Regions from separate parts of the Mus musculus genome. Here all the other regions are linked to region 1. The links are chromatin loops, found by intact Hi-C in ENCODE. Cell type or tissue: left cerebral cortex. All regions are shown on one strand. Each heading gives the region's core, and the rest is flanking DNA. Links, peaks and the distances in the headings are about the cores only.

The links. Peaks named below come from ENCODE experiments on the same cell type or tissue, not always from the same donor. Only the 100,000 strongest peaks of a DNase experiment are listed, where the experiment ranks them.
Region 2: it touches region 1 in a loop (4-fold over the local background); 3 of 42 quality-filtered maps call a loop at or near these places.
Region 3: a loop joins it to region 1, with 2.5 times the contacts of the local background. A loop is called at or near these places in 2 of 42 quality-filtered maps.

The regions. Positions count from the first base shown.
Region 1 is chr15:93,586,925-93,595,416 of GRCm38, forward strand. All of the region lies in intron 1 of Prickle1 (prickle planar cell polarity protein 1), which reads right to left. Among named protein-coding and RNA genes, the nearest start is that of Prickle1, 4.7 kb to the right of the region's middle. In left cerebral cortex, for the core only: a CTCF peak has its summit at 4,720; DNase peaks (open chromatin) are centred at 790, 2,001, 4,388, 4,658 and 6 more places; H3K4me3 peaks cover 4,231 bases; H3K27ac peaks cover 3,149 bases.
Region 2 is chr15:94,517,448-94,525,939 of GRCm38, forward strand. Pus7l (pseudouridylate synthase 7-like) reads right to left here. Exons shown (of 9, transcript NM_172437.3): 8 at 8,344-8,397; 9 at 5,193-6,204. The coding sequence ends at 5,872. Among named protein-coding and RNA genes, the nearest start is that of Pus7l, 22 kb to the right of the region's middle. In left cerebral cortex, for the core only: a CTCF peak has its summit at 3,290 (motif pointing left); DNase peaks (open chromatin) are centred at 1,135 and 3,272.
Region 3 is chr15:93,514,199-93,522,690 of GRCm38, forward strand. The region is part of intron 1 of Prickle1 (prickle planar cell polarity protein 1); the gene reads right to left. Among named protein-coding and RNA genes, the nearest start is that of Prickle1, 77 kb to the right of the region's middle. In left cerebral cortex, for the core only: CTCF peaks have their summits at 2,669 (motif pointing right), 2,868, 4,844 (motif pointing right) and 5,043; DNase peaks (open chromatin) are centred at 4,261, 4,886, 5,292 and 5,726; H3K4me3 peaks cover 3,369 bases; H3K27ac peaks cover 4,947 bases.

The DNA of each region.
Region 1 (8,492 bases), core at 369-8,368:
TTCTTTTTTAAAAAGATGTATTTATTTTATGTGTATGAGTACACTGTAGCTATCTTCAGACACACCAGAAGAGGGCGTCAGATAACATTGTAGATGGCTGAGCCACCAGGTGGTTGCTGGGAATTGAACTCAGGACCTCAGTGCTCTTAACTGCTGAGCCATCTCTCCAGCCCAGACATATTTTTCTTGATCACAAAAACATGAAATTTATGTATTAAGCAGCCATAGGAACTCAACATGTAAGAAGATGTAGGATAAAGTAATTTTTAACTGTATGCAAATTGCACTTTCTGAAAAACTTTCACTTTGGAATAAGCTGCAATTGTCCCCTAGTCTGCCAGTACCTTTTCAAGTAGAGTACTTTCAAGTTTAAAACAATCGGCTGATTGTTAAATCTGGAAGAAATTACAGTAAATATGCTTAAGAGTATGGTAAATGTACAGGAACACAATACGCTTATTATGTCCTTTTTCAGATTAGTGAAAGATAATGTTAACTGTGACAGAGTGACAAAAATATAATATGAATTATGTTTTCAAATAATATTTTCACAAAGCTCTCTGACTTCGGGCAACTGCGTTTGCTGGGGGCCAGCGAGTGTCAGGCAGAGGTAGGCATCTGGTTCCTCTCTGACACGAATCACCATGAACCATAAACAGAGCAGCGATCCTGGTAGCGCTGGGCTCTGTGACGTTACAATAGTTTGTCAGCTTTCAAATGAAAGTAGCCATTCAGAATGGATGAACTAAAGCGGAAGGAGGGAGAGGCAGGGAGACAGAGTGGGACGGTGAAGGAGCGAGAGGGAAGGGACGAGGAAAGTCAGACAGCATTGGAGGTCAGCCTCTGTAGGGCAGAGAACCTCTGCCACCATCTAATTTAAGTGGCTTTACCACAGCTGTGTACTGGACTCACCTGATTGGTTGATTCAGACCACGTGTGTGAGAGGCCGCCCAAGGGCAGGGGGCGTGGCTCAGAGGCAGAGTTCATGTTGAACCCACATAGGTCTTTCTTGGGTTCAATACCCAATACTGAGATATAGCCCCCAACCCCTTAAAATCTCTGTACATTATTTGTCCTTTGACAAAGTTCTACAAGTGCTTATGACTAAATTCTTTAATAACTATATATCGATCTAATTTTTCCATTCTATATACAAGGAAGATGAAGCCCAGAGACACGGAGAAACTGACTGAAAACCACACAGCTACTGGTTTAGAGGCCCACACTTGGATGATTTTCAGTGAGAACCAAACTGCCTCCCTCTGTATGGTGCTTACTTGTGAGGTCACAACTGTCTCTGTCTTAGAAGCCCTGCTCAAGAGTAAAGAGGACAACTGGTCAACATATTCTGGCAAAAAAGTACTGAAACAATGTTAAAGTCAGGTGGCACCAACACAAAAAAATGACCAGTAGGCTCCTCACGCCCTAGTGACCTGGTCACCTCCTCTTGACACAGCCAAGTCCTGTGCAAGGCACTGCTGTTTGGTTTCCATGGGTCAGGAAGAAGAGGGGGAAAAATTGATTTTTCTTGGCTTACTCCTTAACATTCAACAGAAGGTTAAAAAAGTACATTTTCCGATCCTTCAAAATGGAGAGAGCTGGCCTGCTTTTCTCACACTTGGCAGGACTGAAGGCCGTGTTTTTGGCTATTAGCCCGCTTAGCTGGTTACGTTTATAGACAGCCCACCACGGGAACATACACGATTAAGTTAGTTAAACATCTATGCATATCTTCTCCTCACCCTCCATATTCACAAAAACAGAGAAGGCTGAAGCATTCCAGAGCAATGTGAGGGTCAAGCTATCACTTCAGCCCCTTGCTCCAGACTTGTGTGAGAATGGGGGCTGAGGCAGCTCAGTGGAGTTACTCACAGGATCCTGGAAATGAACAAAGCTAAGCTCAGAAGGCAGTGCAGAATTCCCACAACACATCTGCACTTTCTATAAGAAACATCTGCAGCTCCGTTGACTTCAGAGCTCACTTTATCTTTCTCAAAAAGAAATTATGTAACATGTATAATCTGCGAGAGCACCGGCTGGCTCGTACTTGTTAATTACACAGCCACAGAAGAATTGAAAATGTCATTTCTCTTGACAGAGGTGACACAAGTGCTCTAGCATCTGGGTGATCTTACGGGAAGTCTAACATGGCCTGGCACAAGTCCTTTAGAGCAAAGCAAAGGGCCATACGATTAGTCTCTTTTCAGCTCTGAAACGAGGAACTTACGATTGATCAAGCATGTAAATCGCCCAATTGGAAATTATCAGTTACACGGATGGACTTATGGACTTGTGACTTGGCTTGTGAGCACTGGAATCAGACAGGGGGCAGGGGTGGGCTTTGTGATGGATCTCTCCAGATCATCACGCTATTTGCTTCTCATCGAAATAATAATAATAGCCCAGATGCATCTACTGAAGGAATAATATAGCTCCAATCAGTGAACTTTTGCTGAAGTGAAACAGTCTAACATTGCTACGACTAGGCTACTGTCTATACATATATGCCTGTGTGTTTATGTGTATGCATATATATATATATATATATATATATATATATATATATATATATGTGTGTGTGTGTGTGTGTGTGTGTGTGTGTGTATGTGTATGCATCTCTGTCTCTCTGTCTGTCTGTCTCTCTCTTCTCTGTCTCTCTCTCTTTGTGTGTGTCTGTCTGTGTGTAGACAGAGAACTGGCCAATATAGGAAAAGCTTCTAACAGATGTTCTATTTTAATGTTAGTAGCTATTGAGGAATGGGTCTCTGTAGCAAAGGGCCCATATGCAGTGGGCGTGTCTATCATCCTGAGTGCTCAGCTATGTAGTAGCACAGACCTCAATTTACCTCTCTGTGAACCAAGGAACCTCTGAGGAGGTTTAATTGATAGGCAGTGCCCAAGGATAAAGGGGGATGGAGAAAGAGAAGGACTCTATGTAGGGACCACTGGATGCTCTTTCACTGCTCTGTTCTACCCAGACTAAGCTAACTCCTTCTAATTTGATGAAAGATCGCAGCAGACCTGGTTACTGGGCGCATTTGGGATTTAGTCAGTAATCTAACCTCCAGGATTCAACGACCCTGCGTGAATTTGTGCTGTTCCTGCAGGGGCTCCATGAAACGTGGCATTTACGAATCTGGACCAAATAGCACTATTTACTGTGAGGTGGAAAATTTCCAGAAGTGCCAGGAGAGACGCTGGCATGTATGTAAGTCAACTACTGTTGAACCCAAAGAAGCATTCTGTTCTCTGGGATGCTTCTGAGGCACTGAAAGAGCCCGTGTGAGGAGCCTTCCGGAGAAGCACCTCAGCGCCTGGCCGTGCATCGGATCCCCTCTGGCTGTGGGTGTTGTGTTTCAGGGGGAGGGGGCAGAAAACCTTTCTGGAAACAGAGTCCCCCAGTCCGATCACAGTCCACACTAGCCAAGTCCCAAGGCTGTGTATTTTCTTATTTTCAAGTTCAGTATATCAAATATATCTGCTGGCTATTAGCGGATTAGAGCCACCACTGTGTTTAAAAAAAAAAGTTGGAGGCCACAGGGGCGGTAGATTAGGAAGATTTGGTGCCTGTAGAATAGATGAAATTATTTGCTATCTCCTGTTTTGTCTTAAGTATATTTTAAATCTCTCTCTCTCTGTCTCTCTGTCTGTCTCTGTCTCTGTCTCTCTCTCTCTCTCTCTCTCTCTCTCTCTGTCCTGTTTTAGTATTTTTTGTTTTAAACCATTCTTCCAGGTCCTTCAAAAGGTAAAGTGGAATAACCTGAATAAAAGACAACTTGTCAGATGCTAGCCAATGGCTTAAATGTATAATTACGATAGTCTCTAAAGAAAAACAAGGAAGAAAACCTGAAAACACTAGCTACTTACAAGGTCTTACCAGGTAACCTTTCCCCCTTCCTTGGGGAAACCCAATGGCACACAATGTTTCTTTAAGTTTCTTTTATTAAGTTCAGAGTGTTCAAGGCAAATGGTATCCTAGAAAACTGGTGGCTACTCTATACTGGCCTCTTTTTGTTTTTACTTTTTAAGGCAATACAAACTGAGGAAAAGGTGGTTATAAAAAAAAATCACAGGAAGCCAAATAGCCTTTATTTAAATTAAAAGCAATCACAGCCTGATTCTTGGAGCACACTAGGAAATGCTTTCGGCACGCAGCTGCTTCGAGGGGCCAATCTCATGTGTAATTGGAAACATTTCAAACAGAGTTGTTACTAAAGTCACAGACCATAATTGTGAACTGTGGGCCCAGTACCTCCATAAAAGAAGGGCAGGGTGGGTCTATGGGAGAGGACTCAAGGCACTGAGGGGGACATCTCAATGTAGAATGTCACCCTTCACGGACAACATGTCTCTTTCCAAAGGCCTACTGAGAACAGAAGAGCAGAGCAGAGCTGGCAGGAGCTGCAAACCCACAAGTAGGACCGGGCACCAAGACATATGAAATAACACAGCCCCTAACTTGTTTTCTGAAGAGTATGTATGTAACGTGCTGGCAATGAACGGGATCGCTCCAATCTCCCAGGGAGGGAAAAAAAATGCAATGTCAGCTTAACTAGCCAGTTGATTTAAAAACTTTTTAGAACAAAACTTGGGGGAGAGGCGTCACATAAAAAGTGAATGGCAGCTGTTGGCTCCCTTGCTTTCTCTGTTTTCAAATGTTTTACACCGGCTTCTGCCTATCTGGGGTTTTACCTCATAGGCAAATGACCACGGGAGGCAGTACTGTCTTTGTGTTCTCAAAGAAGTCCCTTCAGATGTGACTATGAGCTTGTAGTTTAAACAGACAGACATAGGAAGAATTATCGAACTGTCTGAAGAGGCCTGCCCCTCCTCCTACCCTACCCCCACCCCCACCCCGCCGAGCCCCCTCCCGCACTCCATAACTGGAAACAGGCCGTGCCCGTGGACCAGCGGTTCAGGAACAGCTCGTGGAAAAATCGTGTCATTTTGGCACACAGAGAGGGATCTGATTATTCTATCGTATCTTTGTGCCAGAAGCGTCATGACATCAGCATGCCCCAAGCTGTAAAGTAAGTCTCTTTCCACCGCCTTCCTCAGGAGAGAGGGTCAAGGGAAACGGGCTTGCAAGGGTTCCTGGTTGCTACTGGCCAGCCCATTCCGATGGTCCTGGATGCTCACGCACCAGCCCACAGCAGGAGCCAATCTCCGCCCCCCCCCACCCCTTCTGCTCAGCATTACTATAAACAAGGAGGTTTATTGGTTACCAGGGTGCTGAGGGATGGCTTATGCTTATATCCAAAGGGAGGAGTCCAGAAGGACAGAGCAGCTCTGCTGCCCTTGGGCAATCCTGGTCTCTGACATACTGTTGGAGGCGCTGGCTCCCTTTGCTGCTGAGGCTTAGAGGCACAGCACTATTAGCAGTGCACGGCTTGACCTCCAGATAACTCTGCTTTTCTCCCCCCAATCATTTGTCCATACCCACTTTCTAAAAGCACCACTATGCAACTCTACACATCTCTACCCAATAACCAGGAGAAAACTAACGGTCCCTTAGCATAACCACAGGGAAACACCTCCTTCCTATCCCTTATTCCTTGTCATTGTAGAACATTTTATACCTGGATTTACACAGTTCTAATATTCTCACAGTGGTAAGAGGTGAATGAAGAACATATATAACATGGAGAAAACACAGAACTGTTTTCCTGGGGGGAGGGGGAGGAGTCTATGTTGCTCAGATGACATAAACATTTCTATGCTCACATGAGAAACACTGTGTGTGTGTGTGTGAGTGTAGGTCTTTGCACGGAGGTCAGAAGTTGATGTCCAGCATTATCCTCCATGTCTCCCCACCTTATTTAATTCTTGTTTAGACAAAGTCTCTCACAGAGCTAGAACTTGCTGATGGTTTATGCTGGCTGGCCTGAGAGCAAGCTCTGGTCCCTCCTGCCCTGCGACCCTGGTTGCTGATAAGCATAGGTGACCACACCCAGTTTTGTACATGGGTCCTGGGGATCTGAACTGAGGCCTTCATCTTTGCAGAACAAATACTTTCCCAACCGAGCCATCTCTCCAGAACCCCATTTTGCTTTTTGGAATTCTACTTCTTTAAAATGGAAGATTTGTCCATTATAAACGACTTGGTTCAGGGAATTGAATGCTGTAATTAAAAGATCAGCAAACATAACCCTGATCAGACAGACAGTTCAAAAATACAGGGTAGGGTAGGAGTTACTAAGAGTTCTAAGAGTTACTTGATGGTAAATAATTTTTAAAGAGTCTTCATTCTATTTCTCCAGCCTTAGGAATGTCACTGGGGCGGGGCTCACCCATGGTGACCAGCACTTGCCCAGGTTAGCCCACTGGTACAGCAAAGTCATCACTTTGCAGAACTTAGCCTTTTTGTGCGCTACTGACAAGTTACTGTGGACTTTAAAAGAGATTATCTAATCATAATATTTCACAAATTTACGTCCCAGCTCACTTTTGAAATTCCCTGAGGAAACTGTAAAATTTAACTCCGTTTTTTAGGGCCAACTCAATCATATTCCAGCTGTTAACTGCAAACTTTTTTTTTTTTCTTCCTAGCTTGTATTAGGTGTTCCTTTCATAACCCAAGCTGACTCATTACAGCCAAGAGTGAACCCATGGTCTTTGGTTATAAAAAAAAAAATAATAAAGTCAACCCTTTAAGCTTCATTGGGCAGAACTGGTTGATTTGTCACTTTAGTGACATATAGCAGTTTTCTCTTCAAAAGAGTCCATGAATCAACAGGCTCACTCCGTGGTAACTCTCTAACTAGAACTAAATTAAGAATGAAAAAAAATTAAATTACTAAACTCATTCACTCATATCAGCCTGTCCATCTTTAGACATCATTCTGCGTACCCCCTCCCCTCCCCCAACTGCCCTTCCTTTCTAGGGCCTATTTAGAAACATGAGAATTCATTCACAAGTCATAATTATTATTTCAAATTATCAGTAAGTATGCTATCTCTTAACTGAGGGCAACACATCCATTTATTTCTAGTGCCTTTTGTGTATAGCCCTTGCAGTGTTAACCTTTAAATCTTTAGTATAAACATTTCTGGACGCGCTTATAAAATATCCCGACTCCCTGGTTGATGGCATTTAGGGCTCTCTGGTACCAGCAGGTGTTATATTTTTCTTTCTTCCGGCTCCAGCTGGCTCCAGTGATAGATTCTTGTTCCAGCCACCTAGGCTAGGACCACATTGGAGGCAAAATGAACCCAGCTCTACCAGACAGCAAGATAAATGGCTGTTGTTTAAGTTTTAAATCCCCTGGTGGGAGTAAATATTGTTCTAGGGAGAAAGGCTTGACAAACATTGCGTCATCCTTACGGAGCTGTCTTGATTAAAACAGAATTTTTAGATTAGGTTGGTCTTAATCTAAAAGTGTATCTATCTTGCTGTCAGGGTTTTTTTTGGTCCTCCCCCCCTTTCTATTCTAAAAACAGACATATTGTTAGGGATGGTCAAACACGGCTGACACCTCCCAAGGGGCCCGGTCCCACTCTTGGTAATAGAAGGCCTCCGAACACTGATACTTTACTGAGGATAATGGCGACAGCAAAGGCTTAGTCAGAAAAAGGCCAGTTGTCACCTAAGTGACAGGCAACAGCTGAGCTCACACATCTGGAGCTAGAGGAGGGCAAACCTTTGCAGCCCTCACTCTGTCTACACCTTGAGCCTGTCTGAAGAGACAGATGAAGTTTCTTTCGTCCGAAAGTACATTAAAAATATCTGATGGCGAACCATGTCAATTATATAACATCAGCGCAGACACTGCCTTCCCAAAGCGCTGATTAAAACCAGGCGGCAGACAGAACTGTTCAGGGACAGATAGGAGATACAATTTCATCAAGTATAATTTGTCATTCATAAAACCTACCCTAAAAGCCACAAATGCAACATTCTTTTTTTTTTTTTTTTTTTTTTTTTTTTTTTTTTTTTTTTTTTTTTTTTTTAAACAGCACAAGTGCACTTGGGCTCCGCCAGCGATTTTTACACATGCTCCTTTTAGGCCGGTTCGCGGTGCGTTCTTCTCCTTGATCCTGGCTGCAGTTCTGCCTCTGACACGTTTTAAAACCAGGAACCAAGTGCGTCAGGCTTAAGACTCTGAGTCCTACAGGGGCGGGCTGGGACTCAAAGCTGTGCCAGCCGTCCCCACGACCTCCCGGGTACACCCCCCGTCTTCAGTCTCCCGAACGCAATCTGTGGACAATTTTCCCAAAGTCCCAAAAATAACACGGCCCTGCCAATAGTCGTTGGCGATGCCGTTTGTTTTTCTTAGAGGGCAATGAAAACTCAACAGCTTTCTGCTGCATCCCGAGTCCCGCTCCTGCTAATTATTAACAGACCTAGTTTCTTCAACTTTTTCTGCCAGAAGGGAGGACGTCGCGGCTCCCCTCCTCTCCCACGGGCGAGCTGCGTGCAGAGCAGGGGTCTCCACCGAGGGCAGGCTGCGGCTGCCTCTCCAGGGCAGGCAGCCCTTCCCGGGCACGCTAGG
Region 2 (8,492 bases), core at 215-8,214, 930 kb after region 1:
TTCCATTACCGACCTTTGAAGCCCCATGTACAAGAGAAACCATAGGGTATTTTCTGAAGAACCAACAACCACCGCAGGCTGCCCTTGACCACGCCCACGCCATGCGCTGCCTCCCGAGGAAAAGAATTCTTTTTTTAAAGGACTCAGCTCAACCTGTTGGAAATCGCTCCTTGAACTCGGTGCCATTAGCAGAGAGGAGATCCACCCCTGGGTTACTTTAAAATGTTGTTCCCCTAAAAAAATGTTGTTCCCCTAAAAAAAAAAAACAACAACGAAACAAAGAGAAAACCACCAGTCCTTTACAATCTGAGCTGGCAGGGGGGAGGGGGGGGTGGGGGGCAGGGCGGGGGGGGGGGACAACCAAAGCCAAAATTAAGATCCTATTGTACTGAGAGCTGCAGAATCCTGACTTACCCAGACTAGGAAAACACCACAAAGGCTTCTTAGAGTCGGGTGACTTGGTATAAAAGTCACCGCCCTGCCCTGTTGCCCGGTTGGCCTCAGCTAGGGAGACCGATTCTTTGACCCCTTCCCTTTTAAAGTAACCCAAGAGCTCTTGCTTTGAACTCATGTCTAATTCTCACCCTATAACTGGGATTTTATTTCTATATTCGTAGTTCACTTGGGTATTTATTAAGGAAACTTATCGTTTATCTCGCATTTCACATTTTCTAACGTCTGAATTTTAAAGTCCATGGCTATTTTTACCCTTTCCCGGAACTGCGACATTTCTCAGTAAGAGACAGCCCATCCTAACAGGCAGCGTAAATTAACTCCTTGCCTCAGAGTGAGAAAACGAATTGCTTAAGAAGAGTAGAGTCATTTTCTTTACTTGGAGGTGTTCCTGACGCATCAAACAGGAATTGCAGGAGATCAAATCCATTAAGACCACTCCCTGTTCTTTAAACTGACACACTCTTAGATAGCAGCCTTACCCGTACTACTTCAAGCACATTTTTAAGAAGACCTTTCAAAACTCTTAGACATGATAATACAAGTATCATTTAAGGGTTTAGAAGGGGCGCTGGGAGCGGCCCCCGGCACACCACTGGTCACTTGGGGAACCAGAAATCCACCGGAAGCCTGCGCTTGCCTTCCTCCTTGCGGTTCAGTCTGCCAGCTACTCTTTCTGTAGGTGGCATTTCAAACCAAATAAAAACCCGGAAAGCATGAAGCACTGTTAGCGTCCCAAGCCAGATGTCATCTTCTTTCCTTCTGCATCTCCAGAACGCCCTCAACTTGGAGCCACTCGAGTGTGTGTCTGTAGCTTCCATTGAAAATGTGACTCTGCCTTCACGTTCCTCCCCTTGGAGCTCCGGAAAACCCTGTGGCAGGCAGAGGAATGATTGTAAGGAGCCAGAGCTGTCCAGGACACCAGGAGAATACGGCCCACGGAATCAACTAAGCAGGGCTCATAGAGGCTGAAGGAACAATGCCGGAGCCTGTGTGGGTCATCACTAGGGTCTCTGCTTATGTTATGGTTGTTAGCCTTGGTGTTTTTGTGAGATTCCTAATAGTGGAAGTGGGGCAGTCTCTGATTCGTTTGCTTGCTCTTGGGACCCTTTTCCTCCCACTAGCTTGCGTGGCCCAGCCCTGGTAAGAGTGTTTGTGCCTAGTGTTAGTGTGGCTTGTTATGCTATGTTGGGTTGACATCCTGGGGGCTCTGTTCTTTTCTGAAGGTAAACAGAGGAAGAGGGGAAGGAGGAGCAGGGAGAAATGGAGAGGGGGGAAACTGGTTTGGATGTATTTTATGAAAGAATAATTAATAATGATGATGATAATAATAATGATAATAATAATATGAACGTAATTATAATATTATAATAATAATAAAGTGAACCAGCAGATGCCAGTCATGTGTATAAACTAGAATCAGTCGACTCGCTTCTTCTTTAAGCACAATGCCCTCTGGAAGGACTAGAGAAGCTAGCTCTGAATTAGGACTAAACTTCGTCACTCAGCTTTTCCTGTGACATTTAGAATTGCCTCAGGTATCAACTCGGTTTCCTATCAGCTATAGCGATTTTAATATACCCCTGTGGAACATACTCAAATATGTGAATGACACCAGAATAATTTGGATCTTCTACTTAGATTGGCATCTCAGAAAGAATATTATTTCTCCCTCAAGACATCCACCATGTGCCTGCTCAGCAGCAGAAGACGGTATTAAGTTTGTAGACAGAGAAATTATTACCACAGAGCTTGCTCTCAGAAGGCAACACTGGGGAAAGCCAGGACCTGGTGTCCTGGCTGGTTTTATGTCAACTTGAAAGCAGCTAAAGTCATCAAAAGGAGGGAGCCTCAATTTAGGAAATGCTTCCATGAGATCCAGCTATAAGGCATTGTCTCAATTAGTGATCAAAGAGGGAGGTTCCAGCCCATTGTGGGTGGTGCCATCCTGGGCTAGTGGTTCTGGGTTCTATAAGAAAGCAGGCTGAGCAAGCCATGAGGAGCCAGCCAGTAAGCAGCACCCTCCATGAGCTCTGCATCAGCTCCTGCCTCTAGTTCCTGCCCTGTTTAACTTCCTGCCCTCAAGGCTTTTGCTGATGAACTGTTACCTGGAGCTCTGTGTGAAATAAGCCCTTTCCTCCCCAACTTGCTTTTGCAATAGTGACCTTATGTAAGACACCTAGGAAGCATGGTCAAGTTCAATTCCACACCACATCTTGTCTGATCTGAGACAGATCACTCAGATAGGCTTCTAAACTGCCCAAAGCAGGAAATATTACATTCCCAATGGGGGTTGGGATGAGTATGGATTAATATGAGAGATACTTATACAACGCTAATAAATGTTAACTGTGTCTAAAGTTACCGAGATTTCAACTTTTACAAGTTACAAAACAAACAAACAAAAACAAGGCAGTTGTGCCTTGATAAGATGCGGTGTGGCTCTCAGCTCAGCCAGCAGAGCACTTGCTTAGGGTGAGCAAGGCCGGGGGTTCACACCCCCTGACTGTGGTAATACAGCAAAACACCTCAAAGTTAAGACTGTTCACCTTCCTGGTCCTTACGCACCATTAGTCTCAAATGTAACCTTGGTAATTAAAACTAGAGCAAAGGTTATGCTTATGAAGCTATCATCAGTTGGTTCTTAAGACATAATAAGGTCCTTGGAATTAAAAAATATATTTCATACCAAATACTGTTAAATGGAACGACTTTCGGTATGCGTAACAGCTAAATAATGTTCTAGTTATGATGGATAACAAAGATATGCTTTTTGCTGGCTCCGTTTACTGTATGAGAAATATAAGCTTACAGTGCCACCTACAGGCCAAGACAGGAATATTGATGACAGCATGTTTTAAATGCTTGACAGGCTCTAAGAAATGCTATTTAAAAGAACACTAGGTTAAGTTTTATATAACTGATTTTCATATTTAATTCATAAAATATAATTTCACTGAGGGAATGAAAATATCCCTCCCCTCCCAAGTTTTGCTACTTTATAGAGTATCATTTCATTTTCAGTCATCGCTAAAATCATGAGGGCCACTTTAAAAACTAACGGTACCATAATATCCAACTTCATTTGTATTTTGAGATTGCTGAAGCAGCTGTAATGGGTTATCTCGATTGTCAATTTTAGGAGATTAGAGTCACTTGAAGACAACCACCCTCAGCACACATGTGAAGAATTATCCTGTTTAGAGGGATTGGGGCAAGAAGCCCCACCCACAACAGGCGGCGCCATTCCCAGTGCTTGGATCCTGGACTGTATAAAAAGGAGGATGTGAGTGACAAGTATCCCTGCTGTTCCCTACTTCCTGACTGTGGTGACCTGAGCCCTCAGGGATCCTGTTGCCATGACTTCTTTGCCATGACAGATTGCACCTTGGACCTGGGAGCCAGAATAAACCCTTTCACGTTTAAATTGCTTTTGTTAAGGTTTTTCCTGGCAGGAACAGAAAGGTAACAAAGATGATATGTAATATCATATGACATACCATGTAATATCCTATCATATATGGCCATTATATATATATATATATATATATATATATATAGTTATTACATTACACACATAAAATTGACATATATATGTGTGTGTGTGTATATATATGTATATATATGTATATATATATGTATATATATATATACATATAATTGAATACTCATCATCTTAATAGAATGCCATTTTCTTTTCTTCTCTTCCAAGTTGTGCCTGCAGACGTGTAACAGCAGTGGAGTTCCCGGCCTCTTCTCAACACACGGTACTTACATTAACTGATGACAGTGGTATCTGTGTTAATGTCCCCTCTGTTACTGTTGATCAGGAAGCACAGGGTCTTGAACAAACAGGAGCTGGGGCAGCTGGTCCCCAGTGGCTATGGGTTTTGTTTTTGTTTTAACATTCTTTTATAATTTTTTTTAATTGAAAGGATACTGAAAGAAATACAAATATAGCTGAGAGACTGCATTTGCTTAGCATATGCGATGCCTGGAACGGAGCTTTGTCTGCACTAAAATAAGCTTCACTGGTGAGCACGGCATGTGTCAAATATGTGTGTTGCTCCTCTAAAACATTTTCTAATGCTACTAAATGTGCATCAGCGACTATAGTAACTACGCTTGCTAACGATCTGACTCAGCTCATCTCACTTATGTTCTTTACGGGTGGACTTTGAGTTGACTTCTGATTCGCTCTCTAATATACAGAACCGGGGTCCTCGGCCTTCCTAACACTGTGACCCCTTAACACAGTTCCTCAGGCTGTGATGACCCCCCAACCATAAAGTTATTTTGTTGCTACTTCCTAATTGTAATTTTGCTACTGTTATGTATCATAAAGTAAATATCTGAAATGCAGGGTATCTGATATTTGACCCCCAAAGGGGTCATGACCCACACAGGTTGAGTTCCACCGATACAGAAGAAAATGCAGCAAAAATCACATTTTGCATTCCATAGAAAACTTTTGCTTCTTTTGGATTTTATCTCCTAGCTCTAATATTCCTTAAATGGGTATAATTTAGCATAGACATACAAAAATCTGCTGTTGCTGGTCTGCAATATTCCACACAGATTTTTAAATTTCATCACGATATATTACTGGCAATGAAATGATCATCGGGAAAAGTCTTCCTGGTAAATACGTCACCTCTCTACCTGAACTTAAATGATATCATGCTGTTAAAGATGACTTATGGTGTGGGACAATTAAAGCAAGCCAACACATTCCAAATGGACAATATGTTTTCTTTTTTGCAGCATAAAACATAGAGACAATTCGATAGTAACTCAAGAAATCGAGAATGTCTTTATTTTTCAAAGAGAATCACTACCATTTCCAATGTCGTTGGTATGTGTTAGAAATAGAACGTGGGTACCGACAGGAGTATAAAATCTGAGTTTTAGGTGGTAGAAAACAACAAACGGTTAGGAAAACAGGTAAAAAAAAAAACTAGTATAAAAATTTTAAATAAAATCTTCAGTATCTCATAAATACATTATGAGAACAGATACTGCCCTTGCACGGTGTCACACCAGCCACTTCGCGGTGGAAAGGAGGCAGTGCGGGAGAAAAGCACCGAGGTTTCGCCATCACCTCTCCAAGCAGCGCGGACGCTGTTCTCTCTCCACCTCTCAAGAGTGGCGTGGAGCAGCCCGTGCTCAGAGTGGTGCTCCAAAGACCTAGAACTTTCACGACCGGAGAAAAATCCCTGAAGCATGACCTTAGAGAGCACAGTCATATAGCTTTAAACTTAAGACACCGGTGCTTACGTTAATACATCACACCCCGACCTCTCAGGACACTGTGAAAAGTGAGGAGCGAGAACCGCGAAGCTCAAGGCAGAGCCCTTGGAACCGCGGCTACCCTTGCTTCCGAATGCCCCGCACGCGGTGACATCAGGGTGTGTGAGCTTAAATGTCGCCCTTCATCATTTCCCTCAGACAAACAGTAGCGTAACACGAAGCGTCAAGGTCGAAGGACAAGGACAGCGATGAGGCTGTATCATCGGAGTGGGGACCTTCCACTCGGGCCTCCTCGGTGGCGGGGTCAGGATGGACTAGTCGGTGTGACACGTTGCGGGGGTGTTTCACGATGTGCCTGTAGCATCCGGGTACGTTCAGCTTCAGGGCGGGCACCCTGAACCTACAGGCCTGCAGTCCGTCCCTGCTGAGGGCTTCTTGGTACCACCGCCCTACTTGGTTCTCCGGGTACTGAACGTTGTATCCAAGCACGGGCAGAACTACCTGGGAGGGGAGGGAGAAACCACGGCCTGTGGATTAGCCTTCAGAAAGATACGCGACCATATCTCTCACCTGTATGACTGGCCCCCAGCTTTGTAGAGACAGTGTCAGGCTATAAATAGGACAGCTGGCTTGTTTTGGGTGTTACCTAGGCTAGCTATAATGTTATCTGATAAAGAAAACAGCTAGCTAAAACCAAGCAGTCAGGAGAGCTGTGGTAATCAGCTTGCATCAGATATCACTGGGGGAACCGTAATTCAAAAACAAATTTATGTATCCAGTAAAGACCAACTCTCTGAAAGCACGCAAGCCTACAAGCGAAGTCTTCGGTGACACACAGGACAGTCTCTACTGCTAGCCCTGCTAACTTGGGTGACAATTTGATTCCTTCTTTTGAAAAGCAAACAGGCACCAGAGAGTATTTTTGTTTTGTTGGCTGCATGTCCGTGAGTAAAGCCGTGCTCCCTAAGGGTGGCCCCTCTGCTGACTTCTGGACACTACACTTCAATGTGAAAAGGTGTTTAGAAAAATGGGCAAAAGGCATCAAATGTATAAGCCAGGCACGTTAGGGTCTAGGTCAGCATGCAGAAGGCTGAAGCAGGGTATGAACCTAGCCTGGGCTACGGCTGGGCTTCTGAAACATGGTTCAACTGTAACCCTTATTATCCAAGAAATTTGTATGTTACCCTAGGTATGTAACTCTTTAAAATTGGCATAGAAGCCAGAAATTGGCTGGTAATAAATCATACAAGTTATATCTCAGGATGATTTTTTGTTATGCATATAACTCTGTCATTTATTAAAGACAATTATCATTAAATTATTAAAGAAATCTGCGTGCTAATGAGATTAATGCTGTTTATTTCATCGGGAGCATTAAATCTTGGCTGCATATTTGAAAGTGTGGGACAGAAGTGTCTTCAGTGTTTTCCAGAGTTGACGGATATCTGTATTCTACAATCCTCACCGCCAAGCGTGTTGCTTCACACATATGCAGACACATAGCACAGAATGGCAGAAGTATACTTAGAGCCATCTCAGAAACTGCTGAAAATTCCGTCCTAATCCCAGGTCAATATCAGCTGACTGTCGCTCTTAAAAGTCAGCAACCAGAACAGCAACTTTTAAAATCATGTGTTCTAGTGTGATACAGCCCAAGCATACGTTAACCTGATATTTACATGCTGACGGATGATGCTAGAAAAAGATTAAGTCCTTGTTTTCCAGAAGTAAGACATCCGTTTTTTGAAAACAGAAAAATTTTGTAAGTACAGTAAAACCTACAATGGTTAATATGTAATAGCCTGGAATCTGAGCTGAGGTGTTTCAGGCGACATCAACATCACCACCATCATCACCATCACTAACATCCTCCTCATCATCACCACCTGCATGGCTGAGCATGCAGTGCTCACAGTGCAGAGCCGTGTGTTGTGACGCAGAACCTGGTCTGCAGTGAGGTCACATGACACAACACTGGTGAACAGTGAACGCTTCTACAAACACCCTGGGTGCATTATGCGTTTGGTGTCTGGCTAACTTTCTGTCAGTGTGCACTCAGAAACCTCGGCTGCCACCGAAGGTTTCACAGCTCCCACGTTCCGCGGTGGGGTCATGGCCTACAGACTTAGAAGCTGGGGTGTAGGAAGGTCCGACAAAGGCCACATAGATGCTGTGCGGCACTATTTATGTGACATTTTACTCCAAGGGCAGAGCACGGTAAGACAAAATCAAAAGTAAATTGGTGATTCTCGTGAAGCAGGATTAGTGCAACCCTGGAAACAGGACTAACGGTCAGACGCTGGGAAACACTGGAGGGAGACGTGAACTCTGGGAAGTCTGAGTGAGACGTGAACTGCTCTTACTACAGGTCTCAGTGTTCGTATGATTATATCTGCTTATCAGAAGCAAACATAAATTAAACTTTTAGGATGTAAATGATAGCATAATAAATCTGTTATAAGCATAAATTTATCAAAGAAGCATAAGTCACTAGGATATAAATCATTACTTAATCTAAAAGTTACCTAAGAAGGGGGAGGGGGGGATCAGATTTGTCTCTAGCCGACAAGCTTATTTAAATCTAAGTGATAGTGACTTGTCACCACGTTTAAAGTGATAGTGACTTGTCACCACGTTTACCTGGTGCAGTGCATATGTGTGCGCTGACTCCTCTTCTTTGGTCACCAGATGAACCTAGTTTTATAAAATACAATGGAAATGAGTAGCTCCCAAGTGCTCTACCTACCTCACTGTTCCCTGACTCTGACTCACACACTGAATATACGTAC
Region 3 (8,492 bases), core at 136-8,135, 73 kb before region 1:
ATTCCTCCACCCCCTCAATAAAAGGGGACGTGTTAATGAAAGTCAGAAGACAGCTTGGGTCTTTCCCTTTTGCCCTGTAAGATCCGCCCCTGTGTGTCAAAGGAAGAGACTAGGGGTTAAGACTTTAATTAGTAACTCATGGGCTCTCACCAGGAGAACTGCTACTTTCGATGCAATTTAACCTGAATTTTGAAACGGGGAGCATTTGTCTGCTGCCAAACCTGGCTGGGGGGTGGGGTAGGAGGAAAACAACAGAATATAAATATTTTTAAAAAAAGAGCCTTTAAAAATTAAATGCTACTCTATTTTCAAAACTAGAAAAATAAAACAAAAGCTCTGCAAATGGTGAGAGACCATGTTTTCTGCCTCCTAAACCAAAGGTCTAAATCCCTTCTTAGAGCTGTTCTCTCTGAGAATGTGGGATGAGTCCCTATCCTGATGGGGGTAAATCGTGTGACATGTCACTTGGATGCAATGTCCCCATTTTAAACCACAAACTCACACAGGTTTTAGTCCAGCCTTTCAACAAACTTTCTCGACAACATAAAGGGTACCACAATTGTAGGAAAGCAGAGATCCACTTTCATCCCAGTGTTAGCTTCCAGTTTTACCGGGTGGTGTGACCACAGTACCTGCTACCATTAGCATTTAAATATTTAAATGCAGTATGAAGCCTTAGGGCCGGTTGTCCGGAGGCAAGGAGGCAAGGAGTTAAGGAGCCTTAGAACCAGAGCCATCAGAGGGAGAAGCAAGCTGGAGGTTGGCAGAGTTGGTGTACTTTTTCAGGGATTATCTTAGGAGTGATCCACGCATGCGGCCTCTAAGCCACAGGAAGTGTTAACACTTCCATGCCTCTCCTTTGTCTTTTCTCACCCCTCTCTTTTCTTGGAAACTAGCTAGCTCCTTTCACCATTTCATTCATTTAAAAAGAACCACACATCCCAGCCTGCAGCTGTATGGCTTCTCCATCATCGTATATGTGTCAAGAGAGCATCTGACCCAAGATGCTTTCTTCCGTCTTCCTTGGGAACCAGGCAGAGACACATAGTGTACAGACATACACACATGCAGGCAAAATACCCAATCACATAAAAATTTAAAAAAACAAAAATTAAGGAGACAAGTGACAATCCAGTAGGAGCCCGGATGTCAAGTAAAAGTAGCCAACGTAAGAGGAGTGGTTACAAATTCTATTGTGTATTTCCCTCGTTTCTTTCCTGGCAGCCTGTGTGTAATTCACGGGACTGAGCCTGTGGCTGCTAACTTGTTTTCATTTTGAGCACAGTGAAAAGTGCCCACGCTTCAGAATTCCAGAAACAGCAAACAGAATCCAGCCGGGTGACCTAGAAACCGCTGTTCACCTGGAATGAGGGAGACTGGGGTTATCCCTGTCTAGGAGCTGCAGTCCAGTCTTTTGACCTCGGATGGGCTAGTTCCCTGCAGGTGCTTTTCTCCTGGTTGTCATGGTCTTTGTTTCGTTTCTGTTGTGTTCAGAACAGGGTCTTGCTATGTAGCTGTGGCTGTCCTGGAACTGCCCTGCAGGTCAGACATCTTGGCTACAGCTCAAAACTCACAGAGATCCACCTGCCTCTGCATCCTGAGGGTTAGGACCAGAGGCGTGCGCCAACATCCCTGGCTGGGTGTGGTCATGTTTTGAATCCCACTATGGTTATCTGTTAGTACCGTAGCCTTATCCATGACCAATTACTTTGAAATCTGTCACTTTAAGTATTTTGTAAACCAGGCAAAGCTTGAAAGTACAAACTGGGGGCTGGAGAGATGGCTCAGCGGTTAAGAGCACTGACTACTCTTCCAGAAGTCCTGAGTTCAATTCCCAGCAACCACATGGTGGCTCACAACCATCTGTAATGGGATCTGATGCTCTCTTCTGGTGTGTCTGAAGATAGCTACAGTGTACTCACATATATAAAAAATTTTTTTAAAAATTTAAATGTACAAACTGTTACAGGGAGGGCCTGTGTCCCTCTATCAGCACAGGAGTCACTGAAGGCATTCAGGACTTGAAGGTGTCACTCAACCCAGATGGCAGCTTGACTCTACGTTTGGTCACTGGCCATCATTTTCCTTTCTAGTCTACTTGGGACAACTAAGGGCTAGTGTTCTGACCGACCTTTAGATGTACAACTCAGCCTTTGCCTTGTTTCTCTAGAGCAACGGTTCTCAGCCTTCCTCATGCTGCGACCGACCCTTTAATACAGTTCCTCAGACCTTGCTGACCCTCAACCATAAGATTATTTGGACACTTCAGAACTGTGACTTTACTACAGTTATGAATTGTAACAAAGATCTGATATACAAAATGTCTGACATGAGACCCCTGTGGGGTTTGTGACCACAGGTTGAGGACTGCTGCTCTAAAGTGTTTTCTTTCTTTCTTTTAAAATTTTTTTCTTTTCTTTTCTTTCTTTTTTTTTTTTTTTTTGAGACAGGGTTTCTCTGTATAGCCCTGGCTATCCTGGAACTCACTTTGTAGACCAGGCTGGCCTCGAACTCAGAAATTTGCCTGCCTCTGCCTCCCGAGTGCTGGGATTAAAGGTGTGTGACACCATGCCCGGCTTTAAAATTTTTTAAATTTTTTAAATGCATTTTTTTTGTTTATATAATGAATACACTGTAGCTGTCTTCAGACACACCAGAAGAGGGCATTGGATCCCATTACAGATGGTTGTGAGCCACCATGTGGTTGCTGGGAGTTGAACCCAGGACCTCTGGAAGAGCAGTCAGTGCTTTTAACCGCTGAGTCATCCATCTCTTCAGCCCATCTAGAGCGTTTTCTAAGTCAACAACATCAAATAAAGTTCCAGAAGCAGCCGCGCTGTAGGGAATGAGAAAAGATGCCAGAGGGTGTTCCTGGCCATCTAAGAAGAGTGGTATTGAAAATTATGACCAGGAAAAATGAGAGAAAGGCCTGGGAGGGGCACCTAGTTCCCAAGGAAGCCAGCACCGGAAAGGAAAGCAAACCAAAGTAGCAGGAAAGGGGAAAATGAATCCTATTGGCTTGCGATTGTATAGTTGAAGAGGGGGAGGGGCAACCTGGAAAGGGAGGGAAGCCTGGAGGGAGACAGGAACCTCAGAAGCTTATAATTGTGTCAACTCTGCTGTGGTTTCTAGTAGTCATCGTTTTCTGGGACCAACTCACCAAATCACATCAACTTATGCAAATGTAACAAATGATGCAAATATGAAACAACTGTCAGGGGACTGGAGATGTGGCTCAGCAGTTAAAGAGCACGGGCTGCTTCGCCAAAGGACCCAGGTTCAATTCCCGGCACCCCGTGTGGCAGGTCACACCGGTCTGTAACTCCAGTTCCAGGGGATCCATGGCACCAGGCATGCCCGTGGTGCACATACATGTGCACGCGGGCCAAGTCCCCATACACATAAAACCAATCAAACATCTGTCAATGTTTTTGTGACTATGAAGTCTAAGATCGTAGCACTGGTCACTTCCCAATAAATTTCCACGCTGGCTGCTGTGTGAAGATTGCCCGGATAGTGTAGAATCCTTATGAGACTCTTTAATTAACCTGAACTGATACTGATCTGTGAAATTACTGGGCTGCAGTTCCTTAGGTTTCTGTCCCCTGCTGCTAAGTGCCACCCTTTGAGCTACAGACTTGAACAGCGTCTTTGTTAATCTACTTGTTAACAAGACCCTGGCTCACTGAGGGTGTCACCCCGAGGTCCTTAGTCATTCAGCTAAACATACAGGTCAAATAAGTGTAACCAAGGGCAAATGTGGTAGCATGGAAGCCCGAATACTTCTGTTCTCAAAACACAAATTAGATATACACATTTCCTTGCTTATGCCCTTAGTTTAAAATGAACCCAGAGCGAGCAAAAGTTGGAGTCGAGATTTGAATTTCCCAGTAAGCCACACACAATGATTAACCCTTTCAAACACACAGAAAGAACAGTCCAGACCTGTTGCCTACAGAGACAAAAGGCACTGCTAACATAACCCAAGTCAGCTCTATTTGTGCTGGAAGACCAAGCTTAACAAACTTATCGGAAGGTTGCTAATGCAACTAACTTCCCTTTTTAAAGTACTTCACGCCAGCAATCGGTGGCATTTGGACATTTGCCACTGGGTATTTTCCAGGTAAATCTCCACCCCATTTTCCCAGCTGTTATGTGCCACCAGTTGCCAAAATACTAGGCAGTTTTTCCAAGAGAGTCTGTGGAACTCTTCGACAGCATTCTAACTTCACAAAAGTACATTCCGGGACAGACCGCTTAACAAAAGGAGGAAATTCCATGACAAGGCATGGTACTTTGCCAGAGACACTTCTGGAGCGATCTAAGCTTGCGTACTGTGGCCTGTGACAAATCACGCAAAGCCGTGTCTACCAACACCATCATTTTCCACAGTGGGAGACACATTTTCTCAAAACTGTGTTCCCATCAATCTCTCTCTGATTTTTTTTTTAATTTCTATTTTCGGCAGCGGCCCAAGGAAACGGCGGCCAGACCTGACTCCAATGTACACAGAGACTCGGGTTTCACCCCGTCACCTGTTGGCTCCAGAACAACATCTCCTTTGTGAAACTTACAGCTCTCATGGAACGCGCTTCTCGAGAAAACACTTCCAGAAAGTATGGGAGAAGACTGGAGTCGTCAAAAACAAACAAAAACAAACAAAAAACAAAAATACTCCACACCGCCCGCTTTATCTGCACACGGGTTAACCCAAGCCTTTAAAGACAGGATAGGAAGAAGGATGTCACCATCTTCAGGGACACAGCAGGGGTGAGCACGGCGGGGGCCACCCAGACCTGGGGAGAGCCTCAGTCCTCCGCCCGGGCGGCGGTGACTCTGGCCGCAAGGGGGCGCCTCATCCCGGTCTGCCCGACGCCCTGGTGGCACAGCGGAGGCCAGCGCCCACCCCGCGCTCCTGTCCCCGCGGTCCGGTCCCTTCCACCCGGTGGCAGTCCCTACCCCGTGCCCGCATCCAGCAAGCACTGCGCGCCTGCGCGCCTGCGCACCCGGCGGTGACCCCAGACCCCAAGCCCGACCCTGTCCCCGGTCCCCGGGGCGCACAGACCGTTTGCGTTCGCCGCCGCTCGCTCCACCCCCAGCTCGGCTCCGGCACGGGGCCGCCGGTCGCGGTCGCTCCGTCGCTTTCCAGGAACTGTCACGCTGACCGTCCTCTGGCAGGTGTCCACCGGGGCTTGCCCGCGCACGGCGTTCCTAGAAAAGTTACCCAGACGCCGGAGCTCCGCCGCCCGCCGCGCTCCATCCCCCGTGGCACAGGACTGCGGCCAGCGCGCTGCAGACGGCCCTGGAAGCTTCTGTAAACTTCCCCCGCCCGCAGGTGCACGCGCGGGCGCAGGCGAGTGTGCAAGGGGGCGGTGCTGAGCCTCGAACTCGCGGCCCCACACGCTGGGCTAGGGAGGAGCTCGATGAAGGCTTTACACCCCCAGCCCCAAGGGGCTACAGCTTACACAAATCATCTCCAGGCTGCCCATAACAATGCCAGCAAAAGGCGCGTTTCACCCAGTTCTCACTTGGAAAGGCTCATTAACATACGAATTCTCCCCCCTTAGGACTTTCTTGCATTTAAAAGCAATTCCTGTGGCTTAGAGCCGGAGATTTATTTTTTATCAGTAAACAACGGCGAAAGCAAAGGAGTCAGGCACACGATGCACTTAGGGAAAGCTAGGAAGAGTTTTAACTCCTCCTATCCTTGAAACACCAGAAAACGCCCCGCTGCACGTCCATGTTAATCTTGTTTCTGTGCTATTTATAGGAGCTCTCAGAGAGGAATTTGGCTTCAGCTGTCTGCAGTAAGGGCTCGGAGAAGCAAAAACTGGACCTCAAAGCGAGCCCAGGAAGCAACAACAATTACTAATGATCATTAGGAATTAGCAATCAGGAGAATCCACATTCTAAGCTACAAGCTGTAGTTGGGATCAGGTGAGGGGGATGCCAAAAGAGGGGTGAGGAACAAACTTAGATGCTCCATCCTCCGTAAAAAGCTATGGAATAAACGCACCTTGAATGCCACCAGTTTCTACTTTAAAGCCGTATGGTGATTTTGCAGCATATATTTATTTATATAAGAGAACAATAGCCTATTGTAACTGCGATTTAAAAATACACAGGTTGCCATAAATAGATCCCTCCTCAAGTAAATAGTTGTGTGGCCAAATTCTGTTATCTCTGCTGCATTGTGAAGAAGCAGGGTACAAGCTGGATTTTTTTTTTTTAACGTTGCTAGTTTTTTTTATTTTAAAGTGACAGAGACCAAAGGGTCCTGGCTCTGTTAGAGTAGTTGGGAAACACTACAGACATCACAAACCATTATTTGCAATTCAAGTGGATTCAAGTTTCCCAAATGCTTCCCAGAGAACAAGAAGTCCCTCTGTCCTGAGAACACCGGAGTTTGTGGGAAAACCTCTAATGAGCCCATTTCCCCGTTGATCTGTGAGATTCACCAGTGAGAGTTGTGTCCGAGTCAGACTGCTCTTTAACTCGTGACTTTGGTCAAATTTTACAATTTTATTTTTGGACAAGGGTTTTTCATACAGCGTAGGCCACACTGCCCTCAGATTTGCTGTTTATCCTAGCCTGACCTCCCAAGTGCTGGGGTTATCAGAGCAAACCACTATATCAGTCTCAATTTCCCCATTTCCTATTTCATTCTGTTTGACTTTCTCAGAGAATACATGGGCTACAGGCATCCTTAGAACAAATGTACAACCAGCCAACAGACTTTTACATCACCCTCTAAACCGGCATGTTAGTAAAATGCAGATTATATGCTGCCAGGCTGACCCCTTTTTAACAAGAACTCTTAAAGGAGAGTTAGCTCCACACTGAATGTGGAGAGGCGCAAATATCCCCACTCCATCCATCCTGTGGTGAGGTTTATCTGTATTAAATGTAGCCAGCTGTGGGTGTGTTACAAGGTAGCTACTTGTAAATACTGTTTGCTACTTTTCCAGCAGGTACTGTCAACTTCTCTATTGTGTTCCTGCCCAAGAAGCAGTTTGGAGACAGTTAGAAACTTCCTACTAACTTTCAATCTGAATGAGACGGACCTTTCCGTCTGGTCTGAAAGGCACTGCTATTGTCAACAGTGAACTTATGCAGATGGAAGCAATCCCCCCCAGCTGGCATCCTTTTGTTTCAGCTAGGTAGAATATTCAGTTATTTGATGATCACACTTTAGGGGGCTGAGAAAGGAAACTCAGAGATTCTCAGGGTTAGCTTCCTCCCTCTTCATTTCCACAGAGAGGGTCCTCCACCCCCACTTTCTCCTCCACCCCCACTTTCTCCTCCACCCCCCACTTACTCCTCAAAAGCCCCAGCCTCCCCTTTGGCCTCACAACACTTAGCGCGGCCTGGCACCGTGTGCCTATTTAGTCGTCACCTTACTATTATTGTTCTGTGGAGGACTTCTGGCGTTCACTGGCGTGTTCTCAGCACTGTGCCCAGGGCGGTGAGTCCCAGTTAAGTGAATATATGATTCTCACCCGTTCTTCCCAGGTCCATACCTTATCCAAGTACATTAGTATATTTCTAAACATAAGCGGTTATCCTAGGGATGGGGTTGATTTAGGAAAATAAGTGTGCCAAGGGCAGAGAAACAAAGAGCTACTATTTTGTCAAAAGTCAGCTAGCCTTATCTAGTCTGGTAGAAAGAGATAGAGGAGAGGTGTAAGCAAACCTCGGTGCTTGTTCCTAATGGTGACCTTGGTTTCTTCTGTAACATGATTGCCTGGGCTGGGAAGGTGACTCACTGGATAACTTGCTTGTTGTGCGAGCACGAATACCAGAATTGGGACCCTACCATTCCTACTATCCAGGGAAGAAGCCAACTGTGGCTGTGCACATCAGCTCCCTGCTGAGTCTGGAAGAGAGACAGAGGGGTCCTAGGGGTTCACTAACCAGCCAGTCTGGTTGAGACCACAAGCTCTAGGTCCAGTGGGAGACCCCATCTCAGAAGTAGAGGAGAGAGAGCAATAGAGGAAGACAGCCAGTGTCAGCTTTTGGCCTGCACATGGTCATACACAGGTGAACAAACCTACACATACATGCATGCTTTGCACATGCGCATACATACACACGTGCACACACATAGAAGCAAAACACAGACTTCCTTCTTAGGCCACATTGCTCTTGATTTCCAAACATTTTACAGTCATTGATAATGAAATATCAGCGATCAGGATGAATACATTTCTGAAACAGGGACAATTGTTTCATTATACCGTCTCATTCACTGACCTAACTTTGGGAGGCAGCTGACAAACAAGTATGGTTTTAGCCTTCAGTGAGGTCATGATATAGGATAGCAATTTGGTTTTCACTATGGACAGAGACCTCAAACGGTACGTTTGTAGACTTGGTCACAATTCTTGTTCAGATCAATGAGCTCAGTGCTGGAGGAATAATCGGAGCAAGCTGTCTTATCCTTGCAAGTTGGTACCAAATGCTTCTACTGTGGCCGGGGGAGACCACTGAGC